2 separate regions of the Homo sapiens genome follow, and region 1 is linked to region 2. A link is a contact called in ENCODE Hi-C data. All regions are on one chromosome and are shown on one strand. Each heading gives the region's core, a stretch centred on a gene start or an enhancer-like site at or near the end of the contact. The rest is flanking DNA. Distances are from core to core; before and after follow the strand shown.

The links. A loop is a pair of places that touch in the nucleus more often than their neighbours do. Pooled maps may share reads with other maps.
Region 1: a map of gastrocnemius medialis shows a loop between it and region 2 (5-fold over the local background). The contact joins the promoter of AAAS here to the promoter of CALCOCO1 in region 2. A Hi-C loop is called at or near these places in 3 of 168 maps with a recorded cell type or tissue (gastrocnemius medialis and naive thymus-derived CD4-positive, alpha-beta T cell), 3 of 37 single-sample maps with no recorded cell type and 16 of 50 pooled maps.

What each region holds. Positions count from the first base shown.
Region 1 is chr12:53,319,264-53,326,247 of GRCh38, reverse strand. AAAS (aladin WD repeat nucleoporin) reads left to right here and starts at 4,638. Exons shown (of 16, transcript NM_015665.6): 1 at 4,638-4,905; 2 at 5,556-5,683. The coding sequence starts at 4,783. RefSeq lists a silencer at 913-1,412 and enhancers at 1,726-2,459, 4,472-4,521, 4,602-4,791, 6,010-6,099.
Region 2 is chr12:53,724,334-53,731,235 of GRCh38, reverse strand. It overlaps CALCOCO1 (calcium binding and coiled-coil domain 1), which reads left to right and starts at 3,784. Exons shown (of 15, transcript NM_020898.3): 1 at 3,784-3,832; 2 at 5,970-6,149; 3 at 6,489-6,591. The coding sequence starts at 5,994. LOC105369774 (a long non-coding RNA gene) reads right to left here and starts at 4,657. Exons shown (of 3, transcript XR_944973.3): 1 at 4,587-4,657; 2 at 1,154-1,300; 3 at 9-195. RefSeq lists enhancers at 3,632-3,691, 5,009-6,208.

The DNA of each region.
Region 1 (6,984 bases), core at 3,389-5,888, 410 kb after region 2:
GAGGCAGAAGAATCGTGGAACCTGGGAGGTGGAGGTTGCAGTGAGCTGAGATCGCGCCACTGCACTCCAGCGTGGGCTGCAGAGCGAGACTCCGTCTCAAAACAAAACACAAAACAAAATTGTTTCTCGGTCAAATCCTCCAGCGGTGTTCAGTTTTTGGGCGTGCAGTGCTTTCTGCAGAGTTGGGAAGACTCACTGGTTTCTACCCTGGCCCTTTCTGGACTGCACCAACTGACCCTGGTCAGGGCAGTGACGCGACCCGAGCGCGGGCACCGCGGTTGCAGTGCGGACTCCTGCGCGGCCCCAGTCGGGCGGTGGTGCGGCTCCCGGCGGGCAGACTGGGCCTGGCACGTAACCCGCCCCCTGCCCTGGGTCTGCAATCAGTCGTGCCCGCCACGGAGTTAGCCGAAGAACAAAAACCACTCTGTGGCAGCATCCCCGAGCCACAATAGGGCTTTGTGCGGCCCCCGCCCCCCAAGGTTACCCCGCTGGGCTGAGGGGGCTCACAGGCCGCTCCCCCCGGCCTGGGCCCGACTCCCAGCTGCGCCCCGCGTCGGACTGTCCACCGCACGGGTCGCAAGAGGGGCTGCTACGGGTGGGAGGGGGCCGGCGATCCTGGGGGGGCTCGGGTTACGAGCCCCCTCCCCACCCTGACGCCACTCCCGCCCCCGCCCAGGTGCGAAATCTCCTGCCCTCCGGCTGGGCGCGCGACTTCAAAGGCGCTTTGAAGAAATCCGAGTTCCGAAGACTTCTTTAGTGGGCTGGGGGCTGTGACGGAAGAGACCCGGGAGAGGGGGCTGGGGCAGAGGAAAGGCGGGGGGCGCCTTGGAGCTGGTCTGAGCGAGGCGGCGGCCTGGAGTGGAACCCCGGGATCCCGCCTCAACCCCGCCGGGCGGGCTCCTCCGGACCCCCCAGAGTCTGGCCCTCTCGCCTCCCGGTCTCCGCCTGTCCGGTGCCAGCTCCCGCCCGCCGCAGCCTCGCGGTCCTCCCCTCCCCAACCCTTCGGCCCCTTTCATCTTCCCTAGACTCCGCTTGGGGTTTTGCTGGTTTCTGGGAGATAAAAACCGCTTCAAATAGCGGCGGCGCGCTGCCAGGACAAACAGGGCCGGGCGGGCCATGTGCGCCTGGTTACCGGCCCCGGGTCGGGACGCCGGGCTCCAGCGGGCCCGGGAAGGGGTAGCGGGCGGAGCTCCGGGCACCCAGGCTCCGGTGACGACTCCCAAAGTAGGGGGCCCCTTTTAGAAGCGGCCTGCGCGCTCTCTCGGTTCCCGCCCAGGTCGTAGGGAGGGGCCGGCGGAGACCGCCCGCTAAGCGCTCGGAGCCCATAGGGCGTGGGTCACGGTCGCTGCGTTGCCTGGCCAGCCGCGCCCCCTGGTGAAGTTACTGGGTGAGCGCGCCGGGCCTGGACTTGGGCCTTTCTAGAACCCGCAAATGGTGAAAAGCGTTCCACAAACGTTAAATAAGCAGTATGGAGGAGGGGACAGTACTTGTGCCAGGCCAGGGCGGGGGCAGCGGGCGGAACAGCACTGTTCCTTCTCTCCAGTTCACCTTACAGGGTAAGAAGCAGGCACCTAACCGATCATTATAACCTGATGGTGAAAATCGAGGTTTCATCGAAGGATGCAAGTTGCAGGCCGGAGTGATTTTTCCTAGGGGTATCTGGGTTTGGATGGTGTTACGACTAAGGTACAAACGGAAACTATCGTGGGTCCTCAGTGCTCTCCACTAATCTGTCAGTCACCGACTTCCTCTCCCTCAAACCTGCCCACTTCCCCTTCTCAGGGAGGCTTTCCCAGCCAGGTTCCCCAAACCATCCCCAGTGTATACCTTATGTTCTTCAAGCTTTCTGTGACTTCCCAGGTGACGGTGAACTCACATAGGAAATTAAATGGGGCTATGGGAAAAGGTTAGAGCAGGGGTCGCGCCACGGCCCGTCGTGTCGGTGGCCTGTAAAGGAACCGCACAGCCGGAGACGAGCTGAGCAAGCTGAGCTCCGCCTCCTGTCAGATCAGCGGCATTAGATTCTCATAGTAGCGCGAACTCTGTTGTGAACTGCGCACGTGAAGGACCTAGGTTGCCCGCTTTTTATGAGAATCCAACTAATGCCTGATGATCTCAGGTGTAACAGTTTCATCCCCAAACCATTCCCTCCCCCGCTCCCCCTGGAAAAACTGTCTTCCACTAAACCTGGTGCCAAAAAGTTGGGGACCGCTAGGTTAGAGCCTTGCTACTTAAAATGTGGTCTGTGCAGTATCAGCTGGGGATTCTTTGGAACTATAGCCTCTGAGCGCCACCTTAGGAGATGCTCAGGTGATTCCTATGTCCCTTAACAGTTGAGAAGTACTAGATTAGAGGAGATCCACTTGCCTTCTCAGGTGAAGTGCATTTTCAGGAGACTCTGGAGCCCTTTGTTTTCTGACCTGGTAATAACTCTCTTGGGGGGAATTTTTCAGGTGAAAAAGAAGGGCAGACACGGAATCCAGAATACTAGAACTAAATGCCCCCTAGATTATTCAATGAGACTGGTAGCTCTTGGGAGTGGGGACAGCCTTCTACATCTTCAAATCACTTAACATTTGTTAATGAACTCTGACCAAGGTCACCTAGTTGATGGCACAGTTATAGCTATTAACCTCTGACATTTGTTTAGCACTTTAAAATTTATTAAATAGCTTCATTTTATTATTTTGTATGGAAAACAACCATATGAAATAATTAGGACACTGCAAATGAGAAAAGTGAGACTCAAAGAATTCAATGTTTTTTCCAAAGTCTGTAAGAGGGGCCCCCATTCTCTTTCTTTCTTTCCTTTCTTTCTCCCTCTCCCTTCCCTCCCATTTTTTTTTGTTTTGTTTTGTTTTTTGTTTTTTTTTTTTTTTGAGACGGAGTTTCGCTCTTGTTGCCCAGGTTGGATGGAGTGCAGTGGCGCGATCTCTGCTCACTGCAACCTCCGCCTTCCAGGTTCAAGGGATTCTCCTGCCTCAGCCTCCCGAGTAGCTGGGATTACAGGCATGCACCACAATGCCTGGCTGGTTTTGTATTTTTTAGTAGAGATGGGGTTTCTCCATGTTGGTCAGGCTGGTCTCGAAATCCCGACCTCAGGGGATCAGCCCACCTCAGCTTCCCAAAGTGCTGGGATTACAGGCGTGAGCCACCGCGCCCGGCTCTTTCTCTCTGGCTTGCTTGACAGGGTCTCGCTCTTTGACCCAGGCTGGAGTGCAGTGGTGCTATCTTGGATCATTGTAGTCTGGATTCTCCTATCTCAGCCTTCTGAGTAGCTGGACTAAAGACGCTTGCCACCACCACGCTGGCTAACTTTTGAATTTTTTGTAGATACAGGGTCTTGCTATTTTGCCCAAGCTGGTCTTGAACTCCTGGGCTCAAGAGATCAGCCTCGGCCTCCCAAAGTGCTGGGATTACAGGTGTGAGCTACCACACCCAGCCTTACTTTTATTCTTAAGTGAGAATAACTGGTTTGGGTGTATCTAGGTCCAATCTCTCTGTGACTCACTTTCCTCATGGTGACAGAACAGCACCCACCTTATGGGGTTGTAAAGATTATAAAAGCACTTATCGTAACAAGTGCTCAGGAAATAGTTTTGCAGCCCGGCAAGGTGGCTCAGGCCTGTAATCCCAGCAATTTGGGAGGCCAAAGCAGGCAGATCACTTGAGGTCAGGAGTTTGAGACCAGCCTGGCCAACATGGTAAAACCTCGTCTCTACTAAAAATACAAACTTAGCTGGGCGTGGTGAAGCATGCCTGTAATCCCAGCTACTCCAGAGGTTGAGGCAGGATAATCGCTTGAACCGGGGAGGCAGAGGTTGCAGTGAGCTGAGATAGCACCACTGCCTTCATCCTGGGCAATAGAGCGAGACCCTGTCTCTCAAAAAAATAAAATAAAATAAAGTTTTCCTTTTTGAGACGAAGTTTCCCTCTTGTTACCCAGGCTGGAGTGCAATGGTGCGATCTTGGCTCACTGCAACCTCCCCCTCCGGAGTTCAAGAGATTCTCCTGCCTCAGCCTCCCGATTAGCTGGGATTACAGGTGCCCGCCACCACGCCCGACTAATTTTTGTATTTTTAGTATAGATGGGGTTTTCAGCATGTTGGCCAGGCTAGTCTGCGAACTCCTTTCAGATGATCCACCCACCTCGACCTCCCAAAGTGCTGGGATTACAGGCGTGAGCCACCGCGCCTGGCAGGAAATGTTAGTTTTCCAACCGTCCCCACCTCCCTTTCCAGGACGCCTAACCGTGTGGGTGCAGCACTGTTCCTCCTCTCTGAGGCTTTTCCCTCAGCTTTCCAGCCAGCTGCCTGTGACATAGCCTGTATTTTCCTCTGGGTGATCCACAGGCCTGGGAGGATTAATTTGGTACTTCCCTGAATGTGGCTTATTTCGGGCTTTCTAAGCGCTAAGATAGTGAGTGGGAGAAGGTGTTCGGGAATTCGGAGCTGGGAAAAACAGTAGTCTCATGGAAAACAACAGAAAAAAACCCCACTCCAGCCTGGTAACCAACGGTTGGCCGGGGGACGTGTCCGCGCTGCTCCCCCTCCGGCCGCCAGGGGGCGCAGGAAGAAGCTTTGGAGGTCTGTCCCGGGACCGCGTACTCGTCCTTCTTTCCCGTTAGTCTTTTCTTCACTTCCGTTGAGTTCCGCCTCGCCGTTTGTCCCTTGCGGTACCCGTCCGCATACGAATCTAGCCCGGGAACCGAGTTGCGGGAGTGCGGTCTGTGCCGTTCCGGCCAGGAGTTTGCCGACTGCAGACGTCCTGCGAACCGGCAAGATGTGCTCTCTGGGGTTGTTCCCTCCTCCACCGCCTCGGGGTCAAGTCACCCTATATGAGCACAATAACGAGCTGGTGACGGGCAGTAGCTATGAGAGCCCGCCCCCCGACTTCCGGGGCCAGGTGGCCAGGGCGAGGAGGGAGGGGACCTACAGGCATGGGGGCGGAGTCGGGGACTACTGGGGAAAGGAGGCAGTGTGACAGGGGCAGGGTCACAGAGTCTGGCGGAGTGGAAACAGCTTGGCCCCGGCAGGAGGCTAGAAGGGCTGGAATCTGTTTTAGGACTGGGATTGGAGTATAACGGGGGAACGGTTAAGGAGCTGTGGAGGAGGCCTAGAGGGAATGGAGAGAATGAGGGAGAATCTAGGGAGTGTGAGGATGCGGGAGAACTATCTAAAAGTTGGGGACAGTATCTGGGGAGGATCAGAAGGATACAACATGGAACTTTTTTCCATGGTGTTCCTGGGAAGGACAAGGAAGGGAAACTGACATTTATTGAGCGTTTGCTATGTAAGAAAGAGGCTGAGTCAGGTGTTTTCTAAAAATGTCATATGGTTTCATAATCACAGCAACCCTATGAAATATTATTCTAGTTGCACAGATACGGGAGCTAAGACTTGTTTCCCATTCTCACAAGTGTTAGCTTTGTGGAAATGGGAAACAGACCTCTGGAATCTCTTATACTTAGCCCAGCGGTGGGTTGGAGATGGCACGGAATTAAAGATTTGGGAAGAGACTGAATCACCGTCACACTCCTCACTTTTGTGCTATAGTGGATCAATCTTCCTGTCCTACAACTGACAAAGGATCCCCTAAAGACCCCTGGAAGGCTGGACCATGGCACAAGAACTGCCTTCATCCATCACCGGGAGCAAGTGTGGAAGAGATGCATCAACATTTGGTGAGGCATGGCAAAGGGTTTCCTGGGTCACAGTCTGCAGATCCTGGAAAATGAGTCAACACCCCTTTACCTTGGGGTGTTCTTCAAAAGACTTTTATTCAGGCTGTCTCCACGAGAGCTGTATATCCTAAATCATATGAAATTTTTAGTCCTTATTATAGAACTCAAATGCTCAATAAATGTCAGGTTCCCTTCCTTGCCCTTCCCAGGAACACTATGGAAAAAGTACTTCCATTTCATCTCTAGTAACTTGCCTTGCTTTCTGGCTTGATTAGGTGAACCTGCTCCCTGCCCCCACCTCATGGCATTACCACTTCTGAGCTTTTACCTGAAGCTCAGCAAGATCAGATATAAGGTTGCACTGAATAATCTCCTACATAGGTCATCCACTTTGCACTTGTAGGAGTGGAGCTACACTACCTGGTTTCATTTTCTTTTTTTTTTTTGAGATGGAGTTTCACTCTTGTTGCCCAGGCTGGAGTGCAGTGGCGTGCTCAGCTCACTGCAACTTCCACCTCCCAGGTTCAAGCGATTCTTCTGCCTCAGTCTCCCGAGTAGCTAGGATTACAGGCATGTGCCACCACGCCCAGCTAATTTTGTATTTTTAGTAGAGACAGGGTTTCTCCATGTTGGTCAGGCTGGTCTTGAACTTCCGACCTCAGATGATGTGCCCGCCTTGGCCTCCCAAAGTGCTGGGATTACAGGCGTGAGCCACCGCGCCCGGCTCATTTTCTTTTTCTTTTTTTTTTTTTTTTTTTTTTTGAGACGGAGTCTTGCTGTGTTGCCAGGCTGGAGTGCAGAGGTGCGATCTCGGCTCACTGCAGCCTCCGCCTCTCTGGTTCAAGCAGTTCCCCTGCCTCAGCCTCCCGAGTAGCTGGTACTATAGGCATGTGCCACCACGCCCAGCTAACTTTTTGTATTTTAGTAGAGATGAGATTTCACCATGTTGGCCAGGGTGGTCTGGCCTCCTGACCTCAGGCCTGCCTTGGCCTCCCAAAGTGCTGAGATTACAGCTACTGCACCTGGACCTATTAATGGCACATATTAATTCCTTTAAGGGTTATTTATGCCAGGCACAGTGACTCACGCCTATAATCCCAGCGCTTTGGTAGGCTGAGGCCAGCAGATTGCTTGAGCTTAGTAGTTTGAGACTAGCCTGGGGAACATGGCGAAACCATGTTCTTTTCTCTACAAGAAAAGTACAAAAATTAGCTGGGTATGGTGGCATGCACCTTTATTCCCAGCTACTTGGGAGGCTTATGTATAGGAGGATCACTTGAGCCTGGGAGGTGGAGGTTGTA
Region 2 (6,902 bases), core at 2,535-5,034:
TAAACCCATTTTAGCAGTGTAACAAAATTGAAATTGATTTATTGGTCAAGTGAAATCTGAAACACATGATCCTGATTAGTGGTCCGCTCTCTGCCACGTGATGATTCAGGGAACCAGCTTCCTTCCATCCTGTGGCTCCACTGTCTTTAACATGTGGCCTTCAGGGTCACTGTGCCTAAGGTCATCTTCATCAAGCTAGACAGGAAAAAAAATAGGAAGGAACTTTTTTGGAGGGTTTTATGGGCCAGACTTGAAAATGGAACACATTAATTAAAGGAGAAGCTTAAAAATGTGGTATAGCTAGGCCGGGCGCGGTGACTCTTGCCTGTAATCCCAGCACTTTGGGAGGCCGAAGCGGGCGGATCACGAGGTCAGGAGATCGAGACCATCCTGGCTAACACGGTGAAACCCCGTCTCTACCAAAAATACAAAAAAATTAGCCAGGTGTGGTGACGGGCACCTGTAGTCTCAGCTACTTGGGAGGCTGAGGCAGGAGAACGGCATGAACCTGGGAGGCGGAGCTTGCAGTGAGCTGAGATGGCGCCACTGCACTCCAGCCTGGGCGACAGAGCAAGACTCCGTCTCAAAAAAATAAAAAAATAAAAAATAAAAATAAAAAAATAAAAAAATGTGGTACAGCTGTGTGTCCAAGAAAAAGAAAGAAACAGGTTCTGATAAACACATAGGCTCTGGCTCACTTGACATTCAAAACTCTCTATACTCTGGCTTAAGTCTGTCTTTCCAATTTTATCTTCCATTATCCAATTATCCAACTGTAGCTTCTTTTTGTTGTTGTTGTTGTTGTTGTTGTTGTTTGTTTTGTTTTTTGAGACAGAGTGTCACTCTGTTGCCCAGGCTGGAGAACAGTGGTACCATTCTGGCTCACTGCAACCTCTGCCTCCTGGGTTCAAGCGATTCTCCTGCCTCAGCCTCCCAAGTAGCCGGGATTACAGGCACGCGCCACCATACCTGGCTAATTTTTGTATTTTTGGTAGAGATGGGGTTTCACCAGTTGGCCAGGCTGGTCTTGAACTCCTGACCTCAAGTGATCCGCCCACCTTGGCCTCCCAAAGTGCTGGGATTACAGGAGCAAGCTACCACGCCTGGCCTCCAACTGTAGCTTTTATTCAGCTTTGCTGCAATCACAACCTACCCCAAAATCTAAGCGACTCACAACAACCAGTGCTGGCTTCTGATTTATGTATATGCAGGTTGTGGGTAAGCAGTAGCTCAGCTCCACAGGTCTTCTCATTCCCAGGCCCAGGCAGAAGGAGCAACTCTCATGTGGATTATTCCCATTCTAGTGGCAGAGAAGAACAAGAAAGTGGAAACTCATGTGTTCAAACATGGCATGAGTCACATCTGTTCACATCCCATCAGCCAAATTATGAAACATGACAAAGCCCAAAGTCAATGACATGAGACATCTATTCCTTCTACAGGAGATACTGCAAGTCACATGGCAGTGGGCAGGAATGAGAGAGGAAATAATTTCAAACAATTAGTCCATCCACTACAACTGCCATTTTCCATCTGGAGTACATGGCAGACATTACTACCCAGCACTCTTTCCTCAGAATCCTCAACACAACATTTCAGGCAGACATTACCAATAATCTGAGTTTGCCTAAATACATAAATAAAGGTTGAAATTGATGTGCTATTATGTGACTCTAGGCTCATTATCCATTCCCACCTCCAAATCTTTGCTTTGGCCTAGAAGAAGCTTACCCTCCCCAGTCCCCATCTTGCCAAACTATCCAAATTTAATCTATCCTTCAAATACTTGAATATTTGAAAGTAATGACTATAATTAAAATAATGAATTACATTTATTATTTTAAAATAATGAATTACATATATTATTTTAAAATAATGAATATTTACTATTCATTCTTTCAATAAAAGTAACTGAATACCTAGCATAGTACCTGCCACATATTTGTTGAATGAATCTGTTTCACATTACTTTGTGCCTTGCACTGAGCACATAAATGCTCAGTGAACATTTGTCTCCTGTTAATGAACCAGCACTGTTCCTTAGAACAATGGGAGTTAGTATCACATGCCAGAGTTTCTGGACTGGGAGTATGGTGACTGCTTGTGCTTAAATCTTGATTCTGCCACTCACTAGCTGGATGACTCCAGGCAAGTCATTAATTGTGCCTCAATCTCATCATGTGTAAAATGGGGATAATAACAAGGCGTATTACATAAGCCTGTTGTATTAAATGGGAAAATTCTTAGCATAGTTTGAACAGATCATAAGCACCCAAGAAATGGAAGTTGTTACCATTTTTAGCTCCGAGACTGTTTTCTCGTAGACCTTTATTTTGGGCGGAAGACAAGAGCCAAGAACTCTTGAGACTTGGGTCCTTGAACAGACCTCACTCTTAACCCACTCCAGACCTTGAGCTACCTCCTCATCCAGAAACTGGTTCCCTAACTCATAAATCCTGACTAATGACACAGACACATCACCTTAATGTTTGTGCAGCCCAGTAACTAATTTTTAAGTGCCTGGAGATCTTCAGATGAAAGACACTGAGGGCAGACACCGCATTCAGTCATAAAAGCAAAACACTACCAAAAAACTTGGAAAAGGCAGAAGCTCCATAACTTAGTGCAGTAGAGAATTAAAGCAGGCACCTAGGAAGAGGAAATCAATCCTTAAGACTGTAATCCTTTAATGCAGAGCCAGAGAAAGAGGTAATTCTGAATGCCTCCGACTACAGGGATGGAGAATAGCGAGAGGGGGGACAGGATGCCCAAGTCTATAACGTGACTTGGGGTGTGGGAGACGTGTCAATCTTTCACCTCTCCTAAATAAAAACCGGAACGTCAACATGTATTGTTATCCTAATTAATTTAAGCCACTTAAAAGGCTTGGGCAAACAGGCCCCATAAGTGGCTTGTTTGTGAATTGTGACAGGTCCTGAATTATGCCAAGCTCCCTTTTCAATTTCATTCTTCTCATTCCACCGCTCCTACCACCACCTCAGTCAATTGTATCCTCTTCCTAGACCCAGAAGCCACTCTGGGGGAGCCCAGTCCAGATGTGGATATGGTCAGGCCCCTTAGCACTGAAATCCTCAAGTTGGAAAAAAATGGTCAGCTGTGCAGAAGACATCATTCTTACAAGGTCTGTCCCTGAGATTGAAGTAAAGAAGAAACTGCTATACCCCAGCTATCAGTTTCCCATCCCCAAAATGGTGGGTAGCTGTGGTGTAGTGGCAAGAATATATGACGTGGAATTAGCCAAGGCTAATGCAGTTCTACATTTCATAGCTTTGACACTTCACACCGCCTCCTTAACCGTACTTCACTTTCTACATCTATAAAGCGTGCATAACGCTTAACGCCTATCTCACAGGTGGGTGCGAAAAGTACAGGACGGGACGCAACAGAAACCGCTCTGCCCACCGTTAAAGCGTTATATGGAAGGCTTTAGAGCCGTAAATCCTCCCCAGCCCCCAACAACGCACGTTACAAACCAGCAGCCACCCCTAATGCAGCCGGCCCCCTCCTAAGGGATCATGGGCCTTGAAGTCCTTTGCTGGCCACACCCTCGTTTTCTGTCATAGGAGTGAGAACTACGCCTCCCAGGATGCCGCGGTGAGGCCGCCGTCACGGACGCCCTCTTCCCCGCCCTCCTTGCGCGCAGCCTTCTGGGATGTATAGTCCTAGATCCGAGCACGCAGCGGCAAAAGGGCGCAGAAGAACCACAAACCCCAGAAGCCCTCGCGCCCACTCTTCTCCCTCCCCTCCAGAAGTCGGAGTGCTGTTTTTGTTGTTGGTGAAAGGTGAGGGGAACAGCTGATCCGTCTGTTGGGTAAGAAACTTGGCCTAATTGGGGGCGATCTTATGGGAGGGGAGGGTCACCCCACTTTCCAGTTTGGGGAAGGATAACGTAAGGGAACTGTCGAAGGGGAATACAGGAGCGTTTGGGTTGTAACCCTTTCCGTACTGGAGAAGCCACCCCCGCTGTTTGGGGAGTTCTTGGTTTCAAGGGGACTCTGATTGGGGGTGGGGGGCGCCCCCTCGTCGTCCTCTCCTTCTTCTCAATGCGTCTCTATAAAGCTGATCCCTTCAAGGGAGCTGAAATCTGCTTATTCGCTCCCAGGCAAGACGTGTCCCCTACACGTCTTCCCTCTCTCCCCTACGCAAATCCAAAGGCCTTTACGACGCTGAATCCCTGGGGAGGAAGGGGGACCTTCCAAGGTGTAGAATGTCAAGGAACTCTAGAGCCCTACAGAGTAGGGGATGGGACACCCGCTCTCCGCCCCATCATGTGAACATCTGAATCAGGCTACACACCTACATCTTAGGTGCCCAAAACTTTCTTTCGGACATGAAGAACGTTTACAGCTGTTACGGATTTTCTTTGTGGGGTGTATTTTAGGGTTCTCCAGGTATATCTTTGGGGACAATTTACCCCCACCCTTAGAAAGCTGGAAGAATTGCATTTGGAGAAAACATGGATTAGTTTCAACCAGGAATTTTTCAGGGAGATGAACATTAAAAAAAACTTTTTGTTCTACCTATTTGGGGGACAGAAGTTGCTCCTTTTTGTGTTGCTGGCTCACCTTTATCCACTGAGTTTCTGTTTTCTTTTAAAGTTCCTGTCCCCTGGACTTCAGCCTGGTGTGGGTTTGTGATGTTTGGGGGCGTGCATATGACTAGTGACAATGGCTGGTTGGACATGTCAGCTGTGAGTGACACAGGAAATAGATTAGTGGGCTGGAAAGGAGTGATGAATAAGAGGGCCATCTCACAGCCCTGGACTGAGGAGTTCTTTTGATCGTTATTATTGTTATCTGTCCTCACCCCACCCTCATATTTTCCAATTAACTCTCCCCAGCTAACTTGGAACACCCCTTCCTCTCAACCCCATCCTGTAGTGTGTCTCCAGCTACCAATACAAACAGATGGAAGGATGGAGGCTGAGGGGAGCAGAGAGAAAATGAGGAGAGAAATACTAAAGTGAAACCAGTAGGTTTCTAGTCCTGCTGCAGGCACAGTCTGGAGAGAAGAATGTTAGGTTCTTTTTGAACTATCTCCCCTTTCCTCAACGTTAAATATACATTTCCACTTCTTGGGGCCCCTTACTTCCCACTTTCTAGTCTGTTCCCTGCCCTGGGGTGGGGCTTTCCTGGCTCCAGGCCCCCACATTCCATCTCCCCACCCCCACCACGTTCCTGCTAAGCGCCTCACTCCACCCTTGAAGTTGCCGCCTCCAGAATTCTTGACTTCCTGGAATAATAAGTCAAGGGACAGAACCTGTCTTTCCTTATATCCTCCCCTTCCCTTTGTCTCTTGGATGCCAGCAGAAGCTTTCTGCTTCCCTAGAATTCATGGGGGTAGGCAGCTCAGAGAGATGAAAAGAGCTGAGAGCTCAGGAGCCTAAGGATTTGGGCTCAGTTCCCCTCGACCCCCAGCCATATTCTAGCTCTGAAAACTCAACCATTCCTTTCAGAGATTAGTTGCTGCTTTCTGATGTCATAACTCATTCCTGGATACAGCTGGGTCAACAAGCTTAGGAGTAGGTAAGGACACCTCTCTCAATGAGAGGGCCCCACACCTCAGTTGGATTTTGTATTCAAGAGCCAGGATGTGTGGGAGATGGGATGGAGAAATGGAGGCTGTCGACCAAGTCGCAGTATCCCAGGCTCTGTCCCCGTCAGTGTCCTTTTGGGAGCAAAATTAGAGAAGTCTGAACCCTCAGAAGGGTCTATGAGCCAGAGCGGGTACAGTGTGAGACAGGATGGGGACGGACTTGGAAGGCCAGACCTACGTCCTAGAGACTAAGAGTGATACCTCAAAAATGTCCCGTAACCCTCAGGGACTAGAAACCAGGTATGCCTTATCTCCAGGTGTAGTGGCAGGGGCTGTGAGTGTGTGGTGCTGGAGCTGTGGGGGGAAGGAGGTGGACTGGAAAGACTTTAGGCTATCAACCCTTTCTTTCATAGGAGGACAGATATCTCAAGGCCAGGATGGAAGAATCACCACTAAGCCGGGCACCATCCCGTGGTGGAGTCAACTTTCTCAATGTAGCCCGGACCTACATCCCCAACACCAAGGTGGAATGTCACTACACCCTTCCCCCAGGCACCATGCCCAGTGCCAGTGACTGGATTGGCATCTTCAAGGTATCTCTGGAACCCCTTTTGGCTTAGGTTTATGGGCTGTGAGTTGGTTGGAATAAGGGGAATGATTGGGCTCTTGGATTCTCAACCTCAGGTTGATAGAGAAGAAGAGAGAAAGATGTCACAGATGACAGAGGCCGCCTGTATAACCAAAGCACATATTTTCTCCATCTTAGCCTTGTTCTTTACTGACACATTAGTGTCCCTCCACTTTCCCTTTCTCTTGTCATTGTTGCCACTGTAGCTCCATCCTGCCCCCCTTATTCAACCCCTCAGCCCTTTCTTCCATCCATAGAAGGTAGTTCCATGACCATACCTTTCTCCAACCTTGGGCTTTCACAGGTGGAGGCTGCCTGTGTTCGGGATTACCACACATTTGTGTGGTCTTCCGTGCCTGAAAGTACAACTGATGGTTCCCCCATTCACACCAGTGTCCAGTTCCAAGGTACAAGGGAAGATGGAAAATTGGGAGAGAGGAGCCAAGGGAGTGGAGGTTTGAAAGAAGGTAGTGGGCTCAGAAACATTAAAAGTTAGGCACAAAGGACAAGGAAAAATAAACGAAAATAAATATAATGAGAATATATCCAACAGCGCTCAGCGGATAGAGAATCACGGGATTATCGCAGAATCAGGGACATAGAAACAGAAGGAACTTCAGAGGGCATCTAGTCCCCTGTCCTACCCAAAGAAGGAAAAATGGGGGAGTAAGGAAGAGGGAAAGGTAGAATTATGTGGTGAGAAGAGGGAAAGACCTGG